2 separate regions of the Homo sapiens genome follow, and region 2 is linked to region 1. Evidence: read pairs that join two places in POLR2A ChIA-PET (ENCODE). Cell type or tissue: Caco-2. All regions are shown on one strand. Links, peaks and the distances in the headings refer to the core of each region. The heading gives the core; the rest is flanking DNA.

What was found. Peaks named below come from ENCODE experiments on the same cell type or tissue, not always from the same donor. Only the 100,000 strongest peaks of a DNase experiment are listed, where the experiment ranks them.
Region 2: POLR2A ChIA-PET joins it to region 1 with 10 read pairs; 5 of 35 experiments call an interaction of 5 or more read pairs at or near these places.

Annotation. Positions count from the first base shown.
Region 1 is chr17:45,418,607-45,430,298 of GRCh38, forward strand. ARHGAP27 (Rho GTPase activating protein 27) reads right to left here. Exons shown (of 20, transcript NM_001282290.2): 4 at 11,017-11,691. The coding sequence starts at 11,673. LOC124904016 (a long non-coding RNA gene) reads left to right here and starts at 9,957. Exons shown (of 2, transcript XR_007065825.1): 1 at 9,957-10,042; 2 at 10,323-10,743. RefSeq lists enhancers at 5,110-5,616, 5,617-6,121, 6,866-7,436, 11,048-11,548, 11,549-11,692. In Caco-2, for the core only: CTCF peaks have their summits at 7,359 (motif pointing left) and 9,615 (motif pointing right); DNase peaks (open chromatin) are centred at 6,575, 7,195 and 9,635; H3K4me3 peaks cover 1,907 bases.
Region 2 is chr17:45,365,292-45,376,983 of GRCh38, forward strand. It overlaps LOC105371796 (a long non-coding RNA gene), which reads right to left and starts at 1,231. Exons shown (of 3, transcript XR_934786.3): 1 at 568-1,231. RefSeq lists enhancers at 5,928-7,127, 6,077-6,725, 6,472-6,766, 6,726-7,375, 8,034-8,606 and 2 more. In Caco-2, for the core only: no CTCF peak of the experiment used is centred there; a DNase peak (open chromatin) is centred at 6,620; H3K4me3 peaks cover 898 bases.

The DNA of each region.
Region 1 (11,692 bases), core at 2,278-10,277:
AATAAGGCCACTTAAACACGCCCTGTTTCCCCTCTGCTGCCAACTGCGACCTGCTACTGCCTGAGTCAAGCAGAGGCTGGGACAGTGGGTGGGTGGGACCTGGCTGGCACAGGTGAGAGGCTGTGTCTGAGGTGGAGGCTCCCAGGGGAACCTTGGGGCAGGCTGGCCCATCATGGGACCCTGGGGAGAAGGCAGGGTGGCTTTTGTACCCTTGAGCCCAGGAGCTGAGGAGGGCCAAACAGGTGGGCCAGGTAGTCTCTACCCGTAAGGCCAGGGCACCAAGGAGACAGGGAGAATTCCTGCTGGTGTTTTGACATCACAGATGCCCCATGCCCACAGGCCCACTGGCAGAGACCACCATCTCTTCTCCACTCTAGGGCCCCCCCACCAAGTGGGTACTCCTGCAGCTCGACCCCAGCTCTGGGGAGCAAAGTCATATAAACTCACTCTGTGACAGCTCAGCAGGGGGAACAGAGAGAACCACCAAACCAGTTGCCGCCACCAGACCCCAGCACAGCCGGGACCCAGGACGCACTAAAGATGCCATCACAGGTCATGGGGAAAGACAAACTTGTCAGTGAAAGGTCACAGGACAACTGGCTGCCCATCCAGAGATAAACATAAATAAACAAGTATATAAGTAAGGGAGGGTCCACATCTCACTCTGTCCATGCACAATAACCCTCAAAGGATTAAAGATTTAAGTTTTTAAAAACGAAGCCATAAATACAAAGAAGAAAACAAAATCTAATATGCTGTATGTATATACCTATATATAAGCCTATATATTTTATATATGTGTCTCTTTATATAGATAAAAGACTTCAATATGCTGTATGTACATATAAATATATACAATATATACTATGCTGTGTGTGTATATATATAAAAGACTTATGCTGTATGTATATATATATATATATATATATATATATATATATATATATATATGACTTTGTAACAAAGATGCAAAATATAAAAGCCATAAAATAAATGAGTGATACATTGGACTACATAAGTATATTTTAAGAAAACTTGTGTGGCAAAATAATGCTATTAGCAGAGTCAAAAGACAACTCAGGGTGGGGGAGGGAATTACAACTCATGTAATAATAGACAAAGGATTATTTTCCCTAGTATAGAAAAAGCTACTAGAACTCAATAAGAAAAAAGCCCAACAACCCAATACAGAAACAGGCAAAGGATATAAATAGACCATTCACAGAAAAAAAAGGGGGGGAACAAACAGCCCTTAAATATATGAAAAGATAATCTTACTGGAAAGAGAAATGCAAATTTAAAGTACCTTAAGATAATACATTTTATGGTCAGGTTGGCAGAAAACAAAAGTTTGACAACAGTCAGTTGGCAAGGCTTTGGGGACCAGACACTAATTTGTGTTGGTGAGGGCACATTGGTATATGCCTCATGGGACATACTCATCAAATATCTAATATTTATCTTTTGACCCCAAAATCCCACTTCTGCAATTTTTCCTACTTCTACCTGTACATATATAACAGTATTCATTATGACATTGTTGTAACAGCAAAAAATGGGAAATATTCCAAATGCCTGTCAACAGGAGACTGGTAAAATGGATTATTTGTAGTTGTAGGGAAGGAGACAGAACCTCTCTAGGTACAATCTCCAAGATACATTGTCAAAGAAATAAAAAGTAAACAAGGTTTTTGTTTTGTTTTGTTTTGTTTTTTACCTTGTTTTACACATAGGACGGTGTTGCTTGAGAGAGAAAATTAAGTAATCAGATACATAATTATACTAGTTTGTACTCAGAAACTTTGGAAGAATGAAGAAAGAATGAATGAAAGTGGTGACTTTTGAGTTGATGGAGAACAGAGCAGGGAAACAGTGTACATGTGACATTTTTACTATAGACTTTAAAATATTGCTTTGATTTAAAAAAAAACCTGTAAAAATACTATCTAGTAAAATAAATTCAAGGCTATTGGCAAAATAGAGGGGCTGGAGAATGCAATTACAATTTGAATACAAACTCTTAAGGAGACTCAAATCAAGCAGAGTTTTAAAAAAGGACTGATTTTGGCCGGGCGCAGTGGCTCACGCCTGTAATCCCAGCACTTTGGGAGGATGAGGCAGGCGGATCATGAGGTCAGGAGATTGAGACCATCCTGGCTAACACGGTGAAACCCCGTCTCTACTAAAAATACAAAAAATTAGCCGGGCATGTTGGGGGGCGCCTGTAGTCCCAGCTACTCAGGAGGCTGAGGCAGAATGGCGTGAACCCGGGAAGCGGAGCTTGCAGTGAGCCGAGATCATGCCACTGCACTCCAGCCTGGGCGACAGAGCAAGACTCCATCTCAAAAAAAAAAAAAAAAAAGACTGATTTTTAGAACTTAAAATATGTCATTGTACTAGTTGAAGGAGAAGAAATTCACTCTTGAGATTCAAATTTGCAGCCTGGAAGGTCAAGAAGAAACATCAAACCTCAGAGCAAAAGTACAACAAGAATGAAATAAAGAGACCAAAGATAAACTGGGGGGGACCCAGTTGGGAGCGCTCACATGCAAAGGAAAGAAAAGGTAAAAGAAACAATAATCGAGCAACAGTCCGGGCGCAGTGGCTCATGCCTGTAATCCCAGAACTTTGGGAGGCCAAGGCAGGCAGATTGCTTGAGCCCAGAAATTTAAGACCAGCCTGGGCAACAAGGTGAAACCTTGTCTCTCCATAAAATACAAACAAAATTAGCTGGGCACGGTGGCGTGCGCCTGTATTCCCAGCTTCTCAGGAGACTGAGGTGGGAGGATCACTTGAACCCAGGAGGTCGAGGCTGCAGTGAGCCGTGATCGTGCCATAGCACTCCAGCCTGGGTGGCACAGTAGACCCTGTCTCAAAAAAATAAAAAATAAAGAAACAATAATCAAATCAAGCAACAAATAGATGTTCCTAAGCTGAGAAAAGACCGGAGTCTACAGAGTGACAGGTTCTGTAAGCTCCAAATGAGGGTGCTGAGAAAAGAATCCCCATCGAGGCATGTGCTAAAGAATATGTGTTTGATTAGGAACCCCAGAGAAGGGACAGCTGCCAATAATGAAATGGAAAGTGTAACAGGAAGAAAAAGGAAATCGATAACCAGATCAGAGGGAAAAAAACTGCAAGATAAACCAATAAATGTAAAATAAGCCAAAGGTAATCAAATCAAGTACAGTAGATCAATTGTTAAATGAAATGTGAACAGATTGAATTCTCCCACTAAAAGACAAAGAGTCAGCTTGGGTTTAAAAATACAGTGATAGGCTGGGTGCAGTGCCTCATACCTGTAATCCCAGCACTTTGGGAGGGTGAGGCAGGTGGATCACTTGAGGTCAGGAGTTTGAGACCAGCCTGACCAATGTGGTGAAACCCTATCTCTACTAAAAATACAAAAATTAGTTGGATGTGGTGGCGTGTGCCTGTAATCCCAGTTAATCAGGAGGTTGGGGCAGGAGAATCAGTTGAATCTGGCAGGCGGAGGTTGCAGTGAGCCAAGATCGCACCACTGCACACCAGCCTGAGTGACACAGCGAGACTCCATCTCAAAAAACAAACAAAAATCCATGAAAATAATAAAAATACAGTGGTGGCGGGCAACACGAAGAAACCCCATCACTACAAAAAATACCAAAAAAAAAAAAAATTAGCTGGGCATGGTGGCACGTGGGCCATGTGGTCCCACGTTCTCAAGGTGCTGAGGCAGGAGAATTGCCTCAGCCAGGGAGGCTGAGGCTGCAGAGAGCCATGATCACACCACTGCACTCCAACCTGGGCAACAGAGGGAGACCCTATCTCAAACAAAACAAAACAGTGATGTGACATATACAAGAAATTAGTAGTTTCAAAAAATGATAATAGTAGGAAATAAAAGAATGCTAAGCAAGTACAAAAAAAAGATAAAGTAAAATAAGGAGTGGTCATATAAACAATAGAAGGGTGAAATTTAAGGTTAAGCACTAGAATAGGATAAAGAGGGACACCACGTAATGATAGAAAAGCACAATTTGTAACGAAAGAACGCTCGAAATCTGCATCCTCCTGACAGCGTCGTAGTTAAATATAAAAAGCAAAAACTAGGAAAAGCCCCAGAAGAGCTTTATAGAGAAAATGTGAGAGGAAGGTTTAACATAACACATCTCTATCAGAATTAGAGTAAAAGACCCCTGCCCCCAAGCAAAGGATACAAAGGAAATGAAAGTTTGAATAATACAATCAATAAACATGATTTGATGCAGATAGTACCTTATATCCCTTAAATAGAAAATATGCATTTTTCCGGCCAGGCGTGGTGGCTCACACCTGTAATCCCAGCACTTTGGGAGGCTGAGGTGGGTGGATCACTTGAGGTCAGGAGTTGCAGACCAGCCTGGCCAACATGGCAAAATCACCTCTGTACTAAAAATACAAAAATTAGCCCGGTGTGGTGGCGCACACCTGTAATCCCAGCTACTCAGGAGGCTGAGGCAGGAGAATCACTTGAACCCAGGAGGTGGAGGTTGCGGTGAGCCGAGACCACGCCACTGCACTCCAGCCTGGGCGACATCTCAAAAAAATAAAATTAAAATAAAAATAAAAAAAGAAAATACGCATTTTTCTTATGTGTCTGTGAAAAACTTAGCAAAATCATTTACTTGGTCACAAAGAAATTCATAATAAATTTTAAAAGTGGAGAGTTTACACATCTGGAGAAAATGAATGCTTTCCTAGTAAAATATAAAATGGCCAAAATTAACTAGAAGGTGAGTAGAAACTTAAATAAACTAATTACCATTGATGAGAAAAAAAATCTGCCACTGAAAAAGGCACCCGGTCCAGAGGGTTTCATGAGCGGGAACTGTAGAAACCTTTCGAATTCAACTCTGCCAACACCTTCCTCCTCCAGGAAGCACTCCTGGATTTCCCTCTTGCCAACAAGATTCTGGGAGGGCAGCTCCTCCAACATGCCCCCAACAGCTCTCTGCAGACATATCATATCATATCATATCTTCCATACCATAACTGCCATGCCATACAATATCATAACTGGATCTGCTGTTCAATTTCTCCTGGACAGTAAGCTACCTGAGGGCAGGAACCATCCTTTATTTTTCATTGCTCCCTAGCCCCCAGTACAGCGGCTGACATTCACTGACTAGGTGAATATGGTAAATGAAAAAGCAGAAGGCACAATCGTCATTACACTGTGATGTCTCTACGGGAACTGCCCAAGAGATACGCATAAGAAGGCAGAATAAATGGGAAGAAACCAACATGCTCACAGTCATTCGATTGAGATTTCCTCCTATTATTCAAATATTTGTAATGGAGTTAAGCTATTTTTATAGGGAGGGAATAGTAATTTACACATTTAACTGGGCCAAGGAGGAGAAAGGAAGGGGGAGGCTGGGATGATTCTGCAGGCAGGCCCTTCTGCTACCTCTGCTTCCTCTCTCTGGCCCAGTCCCTAGACAGACATGGAGGCCTGGGCAGGGGCCCCTGCCCCCCTCCTTTCATGCCTCACAGGGGACCCCCAGCCAGGAGAGGGCAAGGAGGCAGGGTGGGCACCCACAGCAGCCTCAGCTGGACAGAAGGGTCCTGCAGGCCTCACCCGGCTCAGGCAACAGTTCTGGAAGTTCCCTCAACACCAGAATCCTTCTGCAATCTGGAAACAGAGCTTCCCAAATTTTAGCAAGAGCACCTCTGTGCCTGTGCCCCAGAGCCCTAGTCCTGGCAGCCCTGTTTCCCCTTCAATATGAACCAACAGCCACTGACCTCTCACTCCCCGGCACAGATCCAGCTCCCAATCTCCCTAACATTCAGGCATGGAGACTCGACCACATCCCTGATCATCAGCTACGCCCTGGTCACGATCATGGACTTTCCCATTCCCCAGGGCCTGGCACTGACCACCCATCCAGGCTGGCATTCAGTACTGATGCCCACCCCTCCCTGTACTGGACGCAGTCAGCTCTAGGAAGGGCAGAGAAAACAGGTCTATGGGAGCTAAGCTATGAGGATGCAAAGGCCTAAGAATGATATAATGGATTTTGGGGACTTGGGAGTGGGGGAAGGGTGGGAGGGGGGTGAGGGATAAAAGACTACACATTGGGTACAGTGCACACCAGTCGGGTGACGGGTGCACCAAAATCTCAGAAATAGCCACTAAAGAACTTATTCACGTAACCAAACACCACCTGCTCCGCAAAACCATTGAAATAAACATTACAAAAAACAGGTCTAGAGTGAGGTCAACTGCTGAGGCCTGGGAAGAAAGTGAGGGGGCAGGTGGGCTTGTCCTGGGGCCCATCGCAGGCCCCTGGGCGCTGAAGGGAGCCAAGGACTAAGAGGTGAGAGCCAGGCACAGGCTCCAGCGAGACCTGAAGAGATCATGGGGCCTGCAGGAGAGCCAGGGGGTGCGGGGGGTGGGCAGGGAGATCTCTGGGTGGACAGCAATGTGGGGTGAGGGTGGGAGGGAGATCCAAGAAGCTGCTGTCTCCTAAGTCAGGTCCTAGGCAGGCAGAGGGGCTCCTGGGACAGCCTGGGGCTGCAGGTGAGTCACCGGGAGGGAACTGGGTCAGGTGTAAAGAAACCAGCAGGGCCACCCCAGGGTGGCTGCCCCACCTGGGGGTTGGGGGTGGGGGGTGCCGGAGGAGGGAGTACGAGCAAGGGGCTAGCTAGAGTCCCTTCAACTTGGCCTCAGCTTCCTGCTGTTACCAACACCCCTTGCCAAAGTCCCCCTAGCTGGCCCCGAAGGGGGACAGGAGGGTCTGTCCCAAGGCCAGTTCCTTTCTCTCAGTCACAGTGGCCTCGGGCTGCCCTTGGAGTTTGTCCTAGGAAGTGGGTGCTGGGCCTGGATCCAGAGGGGAGGGGCCCCCAGATGGGTTTTAGGATTCGGGAAAGGGAGGGGAGAGATTGGGGAAACTGCTGTGGCCACCCCCTAGTCCCCCAGGGGCGAGGACTCACTCAGTTCCCAGTGGAGGAGAAGGAATGAGGGCCCCGGGCTCCTTCCAGTCGGGGCTGCCTGCTCATGTGCGGCGCCTCCGGGGCTGCTTGTATAAGAAGGTGCAGCAGCCCGGCTGGAACTTCCCTCCCAGCGGCCAATGCCCCAGCAGCAGGGGCGGGCTCCAGGCCAGCTCCACCTGCCTGGGCCTTCCCACCTCTGGGCGGGGATGGTGACCGCACCCTGAAATCCCAGAGTCAGGACCAAGGGAAGAGTCTCAGAGGCCCCTTTATTGCACTGGCTTTGGCCTGGCTTCCCAGAGCTCCCTGAGTGGCCTCTTTGTGGGAGAGGAGGAGTCATCCCTGCTTACCTCCCCCGTCTCCCTCTATCCCCTCTCAGAAGGGTTTGCTTCTGCCCTCTCCTGGGCAGCAAAAGAACAGGAGATGTCCCTCCTGGGACATCAACTCTTCCACAACAGGGCTGGGCACGCAGGACGCTCAGAAGAAGGAGCATGTGCCTGCCTTCAGCTTGTACTGTTCTTGTTGAGGGGAACAGGGTGGCCAACCCTAAAGGCCACCAGGCTGAAACTGAACCTGCTGGCCAGGGTGGGGCTTGGGGTCAGGGGGCCTGGAACTGTCCTGAACACAGCCACTTCCTGGCCGTGTGAGCTTCGTCGTGTCACTAAACCTCTCTGAACCTCTGTTTGTACTCAGGGCAAATGGAGGTGCCTACGCCTGCCTTCCAAGCTGCTGGGAGCTTAACCCTGGGTTACAAGCCTTTCAGCAAGAGCCCACAGGACTGTTAGCCCCTTTGGGACTGCATCTTACCACACTTTGTCCCCAGTGTCCAGCACAGTGACCAGCCCACCCCAAGTGCTCAATATGCGCGATTAGAGTGCATGGGGAGTGACAAGGCTGTAAAACACCATCCATGGCAGGAGCTCCTCTGTTCTGGGGGTCCCTGGCCCTGTCTGGTAGCCTGCCCTAAGCCCTGAGCTGCTGCCTGACAGAAGGGCATCCCCACACACTCCCCAGTGCCCCCGTGCCATGCCATCCCCACATCCTGCCCCCTCTGTTCTGCACCCACTTTCTTCTGAGATCCCTTCTCAGCAACAACCTTCTCCCCATCTTTAGCCTCCCCATCTCCTGCCCACCCACCTGAGCCTGGGGACGGTTCCATCCATGACCCTACACCCCCTCTGGCCACACTGTGTCTCTCTCCTTCTGCCCGTTGTCCACACACTCAATTCGCACCCTCACTTCACTACTGACCACTGCCCTCTGCCTTCAGCAGCCCCCTGACCAGCTGAGCGTCTAGTGGTCACTTAGGGTAAGTGTTATACGGCCTTTCTCTCACATGACCTTCCTGTGCGTCCTTCTTCTGGACACTTCTTGGCCTCTGAGCCAGCACTCTCATGCTTCTCTTCCCTTTGGCACCTAAATCCAGGTGGGCCCCATCTTTTTTCCACTCTGCTCCTCCCCAAGTCATCCCCCCGTCAGGAAGCAGCACCACTGTCTGCCCACGAGTGCCAGCTGGGAATCTAGAACTCAACCTGATTTCCCTCCCACCTCCCTCGGCCCCCAGACCCTGCCCATCCATCTCCCAAACCTCTGTTTCCACACATGCCCACGAGACCACCAAGAGCTTCAGCCATTCTTGAAGCCCTGGCCACAGGGATTTTTTTCTCAATCCCATTCCTGTCTCTGCTAAAAGCCTCACAGCGGCTGCAGGATAATGTGCACATTCCTGGCAAGGGCCCACGAGGCCCTGCCCGGGTGGGCACCCACTCTCAACCCTATGCTCCACTCTGAGCCCCGGCCCCATGTCTTCTCTTGCTGGCCTCCTATCCAAGAGGGTGAGTCCCCCAGGATCGTGGCTGTGCCTCAGTCCTCTCCAGATCCGAAGGCTCACCAGGGCTTGGCAGGTATTCAGCTAGTTGATGCCTAATGAAGGAGTGAATGGGCCTGGAGGATCATGGTGGGGAAACTCTGCCTGGGACAACTAAGAGCAGGGATGGGGTTCCCTTGCGGGGGCAGGGCCAACTCCCTACCCTGGACTTTGTTGGGGGTGGAGCACCAGGGAGACCCACAGCTGCCTCTTGAATAAAGCTCTGTGGCAGGGAACGTGGTATTATTGCACACATCGCACAGGGGAGGAAACAGGACCAGAGATGCAAAGCGACTTGTGGAGGTCACAAGTGGGGCCAGAGAGCTGCCTGTCTCTGGCCAATGTCCTAGATTCCCCCCCTGGGTAAGTCCCCTACCCCTATCATCGGTGCCCCTCCCTCCATATGCCACTGCAACTGGGAACCTGCTGGGAGCTGGAGGAAGGATGGGCAGAGGGGCCACCTGGCAGGCGCCCTGGCAGCCGGGGTGATCTGTCTTCTCAGGAGATGTCAGGACCTGGGCAGTCTCCTTCCTCTTTGGTCCTGGGGCCTGGGGTGTTGGCCCTTGCAGACCTACAGAGCCCTGGCTCATAGGTAAAGGGCTGCCGCACCTCTGCGCTTCTCAACACACACTCTCTGTGCACTCTGTTTGAGCCAGACCCTGGGCCAGATGCGAGGTTCAAAGAGCAAGGCCATTCCCCCACCTCCAGGGGCTCTGCTCAGATGGGCAGGCACCCTCCCACCGTCACTAGGACAGAGTGGCAGTGCCCAGCCCCGCCCGCCGGGTGCCGTTCCCCACCCTGGCCACAAGGCGGCGGGCTACCGCTGCAGAAGCCTGAGTGAAGGCGGCGGAGACCCAGGGAAGCCAAACCAGGACTACCCAGACAGCCTGGGTGGACCCCCTGCTGCTGTCAAGCGCTTCGAAGCCTTACCTCGTTTAAGGCTCACAACCCTAATCCTTAAGTATTGTGCTTACACCAGAGGACGCTGGGCCTGGGGGAACGTCCTCGCGTGTAAGTTAAGTGGCTGTCAGCAGCTGGCAGGTGACCCAGCAGAATCCAGTTCCCCTTTCCCTAGTCTCAAAACCTGAGCTCTGCATTGTAACGAGTCGGGCGGAGGGAACACCCAGCAGCGGGCCTACGGAGGCGTGTCTCCTTCGTCTGGGCATCCCGGACTCAGTCCTGGCACATAGTGGGCATCAGTGTTCATGGTAATGACATCAGGTACAGCGAAAGAAATCAGAGGCTCCCGAGGATCAGAGGTCATCTGTCCAACCCCTCCCTTTGGGCTAAAGAACAAACCGAGACCCTAAGAGAGGAAAAGAACTGCCCCTAGATCATCACACGGCCGGTGGCAGATGGCAGAACGGTTCTGAGCATCTTTTTTTCCCCTCGGGCTGCCCCTCTCTGAAAAGTTCCTAAAGTTCAAAATGTCAGGGTCGCCTAGAGTGTTCTGAGGATGTAAGACCTGTTTTTAAAACGTGCTCTATTTTCGATTTCCCAGATGAACACAACTGGACTCTGAAGAGGGGGAAAAAAACAACCTCACTTAACCGGACGTCTTTCTGAAACAAACCCATCAAGAGTTCTTTAAAAAAAGGAACTGAAATGCTGGAAGCACCCTCAAAGGGAAGCAGACGCCTGACTTTCACATCCACCCTCTCATCTGACCCCAGACTCCTGGGAGACGGGCAAGTCGGTTGGGCCGGGGCAGGCCCGCAATCCCCCGTTCCGTGCCCAGATGCGCTTCGGAATACAGAACAGCTGGGACTTGGAAAGATAATATGGGGCACACACCTGCAGTAGGTTATATAACCTCCCAGCAGGGCTTGGGGCAGCAGCCGACCATCGAGCTCATTTGCATTTCTGCAGCGAAACATGAATATTCACACAAGTGCGATAAATAAAGACCATCAGCAGCCTCACATCAGTTCAAGCGCAATTTTGCCACCAATTGGATTACGAAAAGCCTCTGGGCTTCCAGGGAGCTTTGGAGCTTGGGAATTGCTGATGAGGGACTGCGGGCGTGCACCCCTCACGTTTCGCGGTTGGGGAGAGGGAGCTCATCCGAAGTCTTCGGACAGAGGTGGGCGTCGTGCCCGACGCTGAGCGGAGCGGGTCTCCTTGCGCCCCGGCTCCGTGCGGGCGCGGTCCCTAGCGCGCCACCCGCCTCCGCGCCCCAGCGCCCGGGGAGGTACCTGCTCTGCGCTCTCCTCCGGCGGCGGGACGTGCAAGTCCTGGATGACCTCGTAGACGTTCTCTGAGTCGCTGCGCGCCAGAGGCCGCGGGCACACCCAGGAGCCCGCCACGCTGCAGGCCTTGAAGCTGCCGCTGCTTCCTAGGAGGCCGGCGGGAGGCGAGACGGCGGCGCAGGCCAGGTCGTTCAGGGACTGCGCGGGCCGCACGGGCGCCGCGGGCCGCAGGTACAGGCAGGCTGGCAGGCCGGGCGCCAGGCTGCTGCGCTGGGTCGCGGCGCCGCGTTGCGCAGGGCCGCACAGGGAGCTGGCTCGGCCTCCGGACTCCTCGGGGGCGCCGTCGGGGCCCGCGGTCGCCGCCGCGCTCACAAACCGGTAGTCGTAGGCGAGCGGCTCAGGGGCCGCGGGGCTCGGGTGGGGACCTGGCGGCGCGGCGGCGGCAGGGTTGCCCAGCGCGGGCAGCTCGCGCACGTACTGCGCAGGCAGGTAGAAGGGGCGGCCGCCGGGCTCACGCCGCACGTGCCACCAGTGCTCGGTGCTGCGCCGCAGCAGCCGGTAGCGCTCATTCGGCCGGATGGCCACGCGGCGCCCGTCCTTGCCGGTGTACTCGAAGGGGTGCTCCACCAGCACGTACACGTCCCCCACCACGTCCGCCGCCATCGCAGCCGCGGCGTTTTCC
Region 2 (11,692 bases), core at 2,322-10,321, 53 kb before region 1:
GCCAACATGGTGAAACCCTGTCTCTATTAAAAATACAAAAATTAGCTGGGTGTGGTGGCATGCGCCTGTAATCCCAGCTACCCAGGACGCTGAGGCAGGAAAATCACCTGAACCTGGGAGGCGGAGGTTGCAGTGAGATCACACCACTGTACTCCAGCCTGGGCGACAGAGGGTGACTCTGTCTCAAAAAACAACAACAAAACAAAAAAAAAAAAAAAAAGGGAAAGAAAGAAAGAAAGAAAGAATGAACCAGCATGGCACATGTATACATATGTAACTAACCTGCACATTGTGCACATGTACCCTAAAACTTAAAGTATAATAATAATAAATAAATTAAAAAAAGAAAGAAAGAAAGAAGAAAGAAAGAGAGAGAAAGAAAGGAAGAAAGAAAGAAGGAAAGAAAGAAAGAAAGGAAGAAAGAAAGAAAGAAAGGAAGGAAGGAAGGAAGGAAGGAAGAAAGAAAGAAAGAAAGAAAGAAAGAAAGAAAGAAAGAAAGAAAGAAAGAAAGAAAGAGGAAAAAAGCCCTGATATAGCTCTGGCTGTGACTGAGTCACAGCCCCATACCTGAACTGATCCCATAGCAAGCACAGGGTTCAGAAGTGGAGGGGGTAGGAGAAAAGATGGGCTACTCCGACTTCGAGGCCTGGGCCTTATGAGCCTCTCTGGATCCTGGGAGTGGAATCAGCTTCTTCTGGACCACATGTCTGAAGGTGGGCGACAGATATTTCTCATGGAATATTGGAGTGTTTTGATCAGAAGGAGGAAGGATGCTGGGTAGGGTCACAACCAAGGTCTGCTGCTGGTGGGAGAATGGAATACGCCCTCAGAGAAGTATGAACCAAGGGCTGTGGGAATTCAGAAGAGGGAGATGTCATGTCCAGCTGAGGGGGTCAAGGAAGGCTTCATGGAGGAGGAGGCATCTGGGCTGGGCCTTGAAGGATGACCAGAGTTTGGGCATTGGATCTCTTAGGATGGGAGGAAAGGGCATTGTGGGCATAGGGAACAATGTGAGCAGAAACCTGGATGTAAGCCAGAGAGAAGCAGGGGCTGAAGCCAGATGAAGGAAAGGCCTCGAATGCCAAGCTAAGGGGCATGGATTGAATTTGTGGAGCCAAGGATGGGATCATCAGATCTGAGCCCCTGGAAACGCATACTACCCACTCAGGGGCCCGGCTCCCCACCCCCACCCCTGGCCTGCTCTGGGTGCCCACAGATCCCTTTTCCTTTCGTTGAGCTCAGACAAGTCTGGAGTTTTCCAATAGAAATGCTTACTCAGAAATGGAAGAAAAGTGAAAACAGAAAGTGTGATTACAGACCTTAGCTTTCTCCTGCCAAAGTAGACAAGCTTGGTACCTGTGACAGTCCCTCTTCTCTGGGCTGAACCTGCCCTCTCCCCTCTGCCTGCTGAGCCCCAGGAGAGGCGGGGGCTGTGCTGGGGGTAGACAGCGTGCTCTCCCTGTGGGACCCTCAGGCTCTCCAGGGTCCATTCCTGCCCTGCCCTGAATAGTACTTTCTCTGCAGCTGCCCTGGCTCAGGGCAAGGGGGGGCACCCCCAATTCTCACCCCCTAAATTCCTCCCCGACCCTGGAGCCACACTGCTCTTATTATGTCACCAGGAGGTTTTTCCAAGACGTCTGCTAAGAATCAGGTGAAAATCAGCTGAAGGCTGAGTCTGCGCCAGTTCTCAGCCCCTGAAGGGTGGGTAGGGCCATGTCCCAGTCAAAGGTGTGGACTGTGGATTCCACCTCTGTTGCTAAGATGGGACAGAGAAGTCCCATAGCCTCCCGGAGCCTCAGTTTTCTCTTCTGCAATAGAGAACTAATAAGCTCCAGCTCGTAGGATTTGTTGGAGGATTAAACAGTATCCCAGAAGTCACTTACAGGCATGGGACATGTCTGCAGTACGTGGTGACAATGAGGATGATGAAGAAGAAGATAATGGAGATGAAGGAACCACCAGGAGGGGAGACATGGACCAGCAGGGTCTTTTACTTTGGATTGCTCTGAGGTGACACCAGGTGTGTGTGAGTCCACATTGACAGGCTGGGCAGATGGATGGGCGGGGGGTCAGGACGCAGCATGGGGGCTGAGGGCAGCACCATCCCGAACCACACTCCTGGGCTCTGAGCTCGCCTCACGCTGCTGGACTCAGGAGAACCTCAGCATGAACACTCATCATGTCCTCTAGCCTGGAGCTTCCCAAATTAAGGAAGGGGTGGCCTCTGGGTCATTCCAGAAAGCCCTGTGATTCAGACCGTGCCGATGTTACCCTGGGTGGACTCCCTCAGCCTCAGCCTCCCTCATCAGTTAGGGGATCCCAATCAGACTTTTTGGAGGTCAGAGGCTGCCAGGAAAGAGGGCTTTTAACAAGGTTTCTACAAACCTTGAGATTGCTAGAAAGGGCCTGATGGACGGGGTGGGGCAGGCGGGGAGAGGGGGGAGGGGGAGGAAGGCTCAGGTCAGGGGTCACCAGGCCTTAATGATCCCTCTCAGCAAACTAACTTGAGGATGTATTCCAATTGTATTTGCTTATTTATGTCAGGAACATAAACTATTGCATTAATATATTATGCCTATTATAAAAATACGTATAAAACGAAAATTTTAAGAGATATCAATAGGAAACAAGTTAAACAAATGACGTCCCATGCATACAATCAACTATGACTGACCTATTTTTTAAAATGATGTCTTATAACTCGATAATAAGAAGACAAACAACTAAATGTAAAGATGGACAAAACAACCCAGGCGTGGTGGCTCATGTCTGTAATCCCAGCACTTTGGGAGGCCGAGACAAGTGGATTGCTTGAGGCTAGGAGTTTGAGACCAGCCTGGGCAACATGGTGAAACCCCATCTCTACTAAAATTACAAAAACTAGCCAGGTGTGCTGGCAGGCGCCTGTAATCCCAGCTACTTAGGAGGCTGATGCAGGAGAATCGCTTGAACCCAGGTGGCAGAGGTTGTGGTGAGTCAAGGTTGTGCCACTACCCTCCAGCCTGGGCAACAGAGCAAGACTCCCCCACCGCCACCACAAAACTCCCGCTGCAAAAAAAAAAAAAAGATGAAAGACTCTAATAGACATTTTTTTCAAAGAAAATATATGGGCTGGCATGGCTCAGGATATTGTGACACATGCCTGTAATCCCAGCACTTCAGGAGCCGAGGCAGGAGGATTGCTTGAGGCCAGGAGTTTGAGACCAGCCTGGTCAACATAGCAAAACCCCATCTCTACAAAAAAAAAAAAAAATTAGCCGATATAGTGGTGTGTATCTATAGTCCCAGCTACTCAGGAGGCTGAGGCAGGAGGATCTTTTGGGCTCAGAAGCTCAAGGCTGCAGTGAGCTATGATTGTGCCACTGCACTCCAGCCTGGGTGACAGAGGAAAACCCTCTCTCTCCTAACAATAATAAAAAAGAATGGTTAATAAGCACACAAAAATGTTCAATTTCAATTTGTTATTTGAAAAATGCAAATTAAAACCACAATGAGATACCATTTCAAACCCACCAGGATGGCTATAATCAAAAAGACAGATAATAATAACAAGTGTGGTGGAGAATGTAGAGAAAGTGGAAGCCTCATACATTGCTGTTGGGAATGTAACATGATGCAGCCACTTTGGAAAACAGCTTGGCAGTTGCTTAAAAAGTTAAACAGAAACTACCCAAGAGAAGTAAAAATGTGGCCACACAAAGACCTGAATGCTCATAGCAGCATTGTACATTTTAAAAACCCTGTAAATCATCCAAATATGCAAAAGCTGGTAACTGGATAAACAAAATGTGAAATATCCATTCAGTGTAATACTACTCAGCAATAAAAAGGAACAAACTGGCCGAGCGCAGTGGCTCACATTCGTAATCTCAGCACTTCGGGAGGTCGAGGCAGGTGAATCACCTGAGGCCAGGAGTTTGAGACTAGCCTGGCCAACATGGTGAAACACCATCTCTACTAAAAATACAAAAATTAGCCGGGAGTGGTGGCGCACGCCTGTCGTCCCAACTACTCAGGAGGCTGAGGCACAAGAATCGATTGAACCTGGGAGGTGGAGGTTACAGTGAGCCGAGATCGCACCACTGCACTCCAGCCTTGGCGACAGAGTGAGACTCGGTATCAAAAAAACAAAAAACAAAAAGCAAAAAAGGAACAAACTTCTTAAATGAGCTACGACATAGATGAACTTCAAAAATATTATGCTCAGTAAAAGAAGCTAGACACAAAAGACCACATATTGTGTGCTTCCATTTATATGAAATTTCCAGAAAACACAAATCTGTAGAGAAAGCAAATCTGTCATTGCTGGAGCTGGGATGGCTGTGAGGATTCACTGCAGATGGATCCAACAGGACTTTGGGGGATGATGGCAATGTTATAAAACTGGCTTGTGGTGATAGCTGCCCAACTCTATACATTTAAAAAAAAACTGTTGAATAGTACATTTACAATGGATGTGTTTTATGTAAATTATATCATATCTCAATGAAGTTGTTAAAAAAAAAATGAGGAAGCTTGTTAGGTACTGGTTTAGAAAGGTCTCCAAGATTTTTTTTTTCTTTTTGAGACAGAGTGTTGCTCTGTCACCCAGGCTGGAGTGCAGTGGCATGAACTCTGCTTACTGCAACCTCTGCCTCCCAGGTTCAAGAAGCGATTATCCTGCCTTAGCCTCCCCAGTAGCTGGGATTACAGGCATCTGCCACCATGCCCAGCTAACTTTTGTATTTTTAGTAGAGACGGGGTTTCAACATGTTTGTCAGGCTGGTCTCGAACTCCTGACCTCAGGTGATCCACCTGTTTCGGCCTTCCAAAGTGTTAGGATTACAGGTGTGAGCCACCACGCTTGGCCTCCAAGGTGTATTTTTAAATGGAAAAACAAAGCACAGAATACGCTACCATTGGTTTTTTTTTTTTTTTTGGTGTTTTTTTTGTTTGTTTGTTTTTGTTTTTTTTGTGATGGAGTTTCGCTCTTTTGCCCAGGCTGGAGTGAAGTGGCACAATCTCGGCTCACTGCAACCTCCACCTCCCAGTTCAAGCGATTCTCCTGCCTCAGCCTCCGGAGTAGCTGGTATTATCGGTGCCTGCCACCACGCCCGGCTAATTTTTCTTTTTCTTTTTCTTTTTTTTTTTTGTGAGACAGAGTCTTACTCTGTCACCCATGCTGGAGTGCAGTGGCGCTATCTGCTCACTGCAAGCTCCGCCTCCCGGGTTCATGCCATTCTCCTGCCTCAGCCTCCTGAATAGCTGGGACTACAGGCACCTGCCACCACGCCCAGCTAATTTTTTTGTATTTTTTAGTAGAGACAGGGTTTCGCCATGTTGGCCAGGCTGGTCTCGAACTCCTGACCTCAAGTGATCTGCCTGCCTCGGCCTCCCAAAGTGCTGGGATTACAGGTGTGAGCCACCGTGCCCAGCCCCACTGTTTTTTTTTAAAGAGGAACAGGTGTGTATATATAGACTATTATGCAGATTTATATTTATATGTTTATACTTACACATGCCTATATGGATTTGCACAGACGCTCTGGAAGGATACACGAAAACTGGTGAGACTAGGTGTTTTGGGTGAAGGAAGTGGATGGCTTGCAGGCCAGGACTGGGAGAGTGACTTTTGTACCTTTAAATTTTTTCTTTTTAATTTTGGTAAAACACACATAACAAAGTTTACCATCTTAGCTATTTTTTAAGTGTACAGTTGAGTGGTGCTAAGTACATTCGCCTTTTGGTACAACCATCACCACCATCCATTTCCAGAGCTCTTTTCATCTTGCGAAACTGAAACTCTGTACCCGTAAAAGAACTCCACTTCCCCTCTCCCTAGGTTCCTGGCACCCCCGTTTCTCTGTGAAGAAGCCTGCTCCAGACACCTCATATAGTGGAATCACACAGTATTCGTATTTCTGTGACAAGCTGATTTCACGGAGCACAATGTCCTCAAGGTTCACCCATGTTGTAGCATGTGACAGAAGCGCCTTCCCTTTTAAGGCTGAATAATATATGCGTGGGCCACATTTTGTTTATCCATTCATCTCTCCATAGATATTTGGGTTGCTTCCACCTTTTGGCCAATGTGAATAATGCTGCTATGAACATGGGTGTACAAATATCTCTTCCAGATCTTTATATCTTTATTTTATTTTATTTGTCGAGACGGGGGGTCTCCCTCTGTCGCCCAGACTGCCCTCCAACTCCTGGTCTCAGGCAATCCTCCTGCCTCAGCCTCCCAGCGTGCCGGGGTTACAGGCGTGTGAGGCACCGCTCCCGGCCGCTTTACATTTTTAAAGCATATGAAGGTACTACCTATTTGAAAATAAATTTAAACGTAAAAGGAAGAAATACAAATAAATACAAATGGAAGGTGTACAGTTTCTTCCCATATCCCCTACCAAGGTCCCAGCGGGTGGGTCCCCCGCAGGGCAGCAGCCGGCTCGCCCGCGCAGGGGGTCCCTGCTGAGTCACGCGCAGCGGCTCAGCCCGGAGGTGCCCTCGCCTGCCCGCCGCCCACCCGCTCCCCGCCGATTGGCGAGGCCGCATTCCTGCGCGCTGCCCGCGGCCGTCCGGGTGACTCACGGTGCAGGCAGCTCAGGAACGCCCGCTCGCGGGATGAGGCTGCGGCTCGCCCGGCCACGTCCTGAGGCCTGCAGCCGCTGGTTTTCCTATTTGGAAACTCCTTAGACGTCTCCGCTTCCAACAAGCTGGTCTCCTCCCTGGCCCCCAGCAGGCAGGGAAGCCTGCGGAGGAAGCGCCCTCTCTCTCTGTGCGGGGATTCTCAGGCCTGATCTCCTAAGGAACCACGTTCTCCTCTCCTCAATTCCAGATTCCCCAAATGCCTGAAAACCGAGCTTACAGGATGGCGAAATCTGACCTGAACCAACCTGAGATTAAGTTGCAGTTTCACTTATCTGGCTGCACGTGAATACTTACATGTTTGCTGATGGAAAAAAAAAGAAAAAGAAAAAAAAAGTACATGTTTGATTACAAGAATGCGGTCCCAGGTACCCTGAGGGTGCCATTCTATACACGCACCAAATTGTTTCTAAAATCTAAAGAATTCTGAATTCCAAAGCACATCTGGCCCCAAGGTTTTAAGTAAGAAACTGTGGGTCTGTGTTATACCCATTTTACAGAGCAGCCCGGGCTCAGAGAGGTCAAGTCACAGCCGGAAACAAGCCAGTGGGTCTAAGCCCGAGTTCCTGTCTTCCTCACGGGGCTGCACACAAGGCTCTGCCTACCCTGTCTGTCCCACTCCCTCTCCTGTCCTTCCTCTGGGAAGCTCTCCTTGTCCACTACAGCCAAAGACATCATCCTTCTTGGCAAACGACCTTTCCCCTCCTGGGTCACAGAGCCAATGCCTACCACTTACAGGCAGTTGTTGGGAGACAAGAAATCTCAAGTGACTAAGCCCAGACTCAGGGCTCCAGCTCCCCAGGCCCTAGCCTTGGTTTGGCCACTTTTCAGCTGTGTGACCTTGGGTAGGTTACCTAGCCCTTCTGTGCCTCAGTTCCCGCATCCATAAAGGGGCATAATAATGATACCCCCAGCCAGGCGTGGTGGCTCACGCTTGTAATCCCAACATTTTGGGAGGCCAAGGCGGGAGGATCACTTGAGGTCAGGAGTTTGAGACCAGCCTGGCCAACATGGTGAAACTCCGTCTCTACTAAAAATACAAAAATTAGCCGGGTATGGTGGTGCGTGCCTGTAATCCCAGCTACTCTGGAGGCTGAGACAGGAGAATCACTTGAACCTGGGAGGCAGAGGTTCCAGTGAGCCAAGACTGTGACATTGCACTCCAGCCTGGGCGACAGAGTGAGACTCCGTCTCAAAAAAAAAAAAAAAAAAAAAATGAAGGAGGCCTCAGCCCACCCCAAGCCACCCACATTCTCTCCCCATTTCGCTAGTGAATGGAGCAAGTTGGGAGGTGGTAGGTCTAGCTGCGGTGAGGCCCAGACAGGTCATGGTGGATCCGGGCTGACCCTACCCTCATCTTTAAGAACACCTCCTGGGCATTCGTCCGGCCAGCCGACTGCTTTTGGGAGCTAAGAGAAAGAGCTTGAGGTGAATAATCTTTCTGGTGATGCTGGGAGAGCAGAGGACCTTCAAGATCACCTGACCTGACATTTGGTGGATGAGAAAACTGAGTACTCAGGAGGGAAGTGACCTATGAAAGTCACAAAAATCTTTCCTGGTGCAGCGGCTACCAAAAGCCAGTCCAGAGTCCCTGCCCCACCCCCACCCCTACCCCCTGGGTATGGTGTTAGAGGAGAAGGACCCAGTGAATTCAGGACCTGGGAGTTCACAGCCCTCCCCTTACCCAGCTGGGAATCCCCACTGGGAGCGGGGGTCATCTGGGAGGCCTCCTTTCTCCCACATCCCCCACGCAAGTTTCAGTGTGTTTCAGGCCCTGGGCTGGGGCCACCAGGCCTCTGTCTGCCTCCCTGAACAGGAGAGCCACTGAACGTCAACCTCAAACGAATGAGAAAGCTGGCCTTGAACAAGTTTCACTTCCCAAGGGCTGTGGTGGCTACAATCTGGGCAGCGGCATCCCCAGTGCTCTCTTGCCAGCTCCTTGCAAAACCCCGCCCGGCTCACTGAATGCAGGACCCTCCTTCTCCCTTCTCCCTGGCCCCAGGGACTGATCCAGGCCCCCAGCAGGGGAGAAGGGGCCTCCTGAGCATGTACCTCTCCAGCCCATAGAGCCCCCCTTCCAACCCAGCAGTTCCCCAGCCTCTGCCTGCGCAAGCTGGGGTGTCCATGCCAGATAGGACAACACTTTGACCTTCCCAGCATGTCTCCTCTCTGTTCCATCCCCATCCACACATCCACCGCCTTAGCAGAGACCCTCTCCTCTCTTTCCCTGCAGCCTGGCAGCGTGTGGAGTCCTAGTGTGTAGACTTTGTCATCAGACACCCCACGTTCACCTTCTGATGCCACCACTCCTAGCTGTTTGGCAGTTCTAAATGTCTGCAAATTATCTGGCACTCCTCCCGTCAAGAACTGAAGTCTGGCCAGGCACAGTGCTCACTCCTGTAATCCCAGCACTTTGGGAGGCCGAGGCGGGCAGATCACTTGAGGTCAGGAGTTTGAGACCAGCCTGGCCAACATGTCGAAACCCCATCTCAACTAAAAATACAAAAACCAGCTGGGTGTGGTAGCGTGTGCCTGTAATCCCAGCTACTTGGGAGGCTGAGGTAGGAGAATCACTTGAACCTGGGAGGCGGAGATTGCAGTGAGCCAAGATCACGCCATTCTACTCCAGCCTGGGTAACAGTGAGACTTCGTCTCAAAAAAAAAAAAAAAAAAGAAAAGAAACTGAAGTCTGTGTCTTTTCTCCTCAAAGCCGGCACAAGACCTTTTCTCCTGGGTCTCTCTGGCTCTTCAATCCCAAACCCTTTGCTTTTTATAAGCCCTCAGACTCCCTCAGGGCGGTCAGCATTTGTGGAGTCATCTTATTTATTTATTTTGTGGATTTGGCAGTTACATGGGAGTTGTATTTCTATTTTAGTCAGTATCTTTAGATATTTCATTTTAGGAAGACATTTATTTATTTATTCATTTATATTATTTATTGATTGATTTTTCTTTTTGTTGTTGTTTTCGTTTTTGTTTTTTGAGACAGTCTCGCTCTGTTGCCCAGGCTGGAGTGCAGTGGTACGATCTCGGCTCACTGCAACCCCTGCCTCCTGGGTTCAAGCAATTCTCCTGCCTCAGCCTCCTGAGTAGCTGGGATTACAGGTGTGCACCACCACGACTGGCTAATTTTTGTACTTTTGAGAGATGGGGTTTTGCTACTTTGGCCAGGCTGGCCTTGAACTCCTGACTTCAAGTGATCTGCCCACCTTGGCCTCCCAAAGTGCTGGGGTTATAGGGGTGAGCCACTGTGCCTGGCCTATTTATATTTATTTTGAGACAGGGTCTTGTTCTGTTACCCAGGCTAGAGTGCAGTAGCAGGATCACAGCTCACTGCAGCCTGGAACTCCTGGGCTCAAGCGATCCTCCCATCTCAGCCTCTGGAGTTGCTGGGACTACAGGTGTATGTAACCATATCCAGCTAATTTTTTAAATTTTTTTTGTAGAGATTGGGGGGTGTCTCACTATGTTACCCAGGCTGGTCTTGAACTTCTGAACTCAAGTGATCCTCTTGCCTCAGCCTCCCAAAGTGCTGGGATTACAGGCGAGAGCCACTGCGCCTGGTGGTCTGTGATGTTAAACCACGTCAGCTCTTTTTACTATTTAGCTCTCTCCCCTATCCCCCCCCATTAGAGTGTGAGCTCCATGAAGGCAGGGAGGTTTCTTTGCATTGTAATCTGCTGCATCCTCAATGCCTACAACAGTGCCTAGCACATAATAGGTGCTTAATAAACATTCCTTGAATGCATAAGTGAATGGATGCATAACGTGCCCACTACTGTGGGGCCAAAACCAGCTGTAGACTGGGCACTGCTCTCTCCTCTGTGAAATGGAAGCTGTGGCACTGCCTACCCATCAGGGGTGTGGTGAGGTCACTGGAAAGGGTGACCTAATACGTTGCTAATGCTCAGATGGGGATTGCTGGGAGTGTTGCCTTTCTCAGTTGTCACAGGGCCACTAGGCGAGTCCCTCCATCTGGAAAGACAAATCCAGGCTTCCTGTTGCCCCTGGCCCAGACTCCATGAAGACACAAAACCTGTGAGCTTCCTTAGAGATCCCATACTCCCTCCCTGTTTGTACTCCAATTCCAGCTCTGGCCCACTGATCACTTGTTGAAATCCTGGAGTTTCAGGACCAGGCTTCATCCCCTTTATCCCAGGGTCTATCCCCCCTCCTGCCCAGCGCTGGAGAATGGACAATGAGTTGTTCAGAGCGTCCATTGAGATCACCTGATGAAAGAAAGAAAGAAAGGAAGGAAAGAAAGGACAGGAAAGGAAAAGAAAAAGAAAAAGCCAAGACGATGGATCACACAGCCAATGTCTTCCCATTTCCTGCCCAGAAGGTAGGAATCTCATGCTGAGCCTATCAGGACAAAGGAAATGCTGACGTTAAACAGGCCCCACCTGCACACACAGACAAGGTAGCGGTGGCCCTCTGGGAGGCACCTGCTTTCTCTTCAAACAGAGCAGAGAATGAGGGGGTCCTGGTGGCTAATACAGAGCCCCAGGCTCCCCCAACCCTCCTGACGGTTGAAGAGCAGTTTCTGTGCCGTTAGGTGGCACCTCTCTGGTGCCTGCAGAGATTATCTACAAAGGAGCAGGGCTGAAGGGATGGGGCCTGCCCCCTGTGCCTTTCAGCTGTTTACACCTGGCTCTGCCCCAGAGTGTAGAGGAAGGGAGTGAACTGGGGGAGACTAGTGTTGTTGGCCTGGAAAGACCTAGGCAAAACTCAATTTGAGCAGTTTAGGGGTTAAAGGCCGTCCTAGAAAAGCTAGCCTCTGCTAACAGCTAGTTAACTTTGCACCCTCCTTGGGACCCTCCCTCCCTCCAGTGTTATCCTCCCACCATCCCCACATCCTTATCTTACCCCCACCTCTCACTCCTGGCCCTGGGGGGAAGCGTCCCAGCAGCCCTGTTCAGAGGAAGCACCTCGTTGCCAGGACGTGGAGGTAGGCCAATTCCAAACCCTTCTTCCTTCAACCCTTGGCTGCTGCTGCTTTTTTTTTTTTTTTTTTTTTAGAGGCAGGGTCTTGTTCTGTCACCCAGGCTGGAGTGCAGTGGGGTGA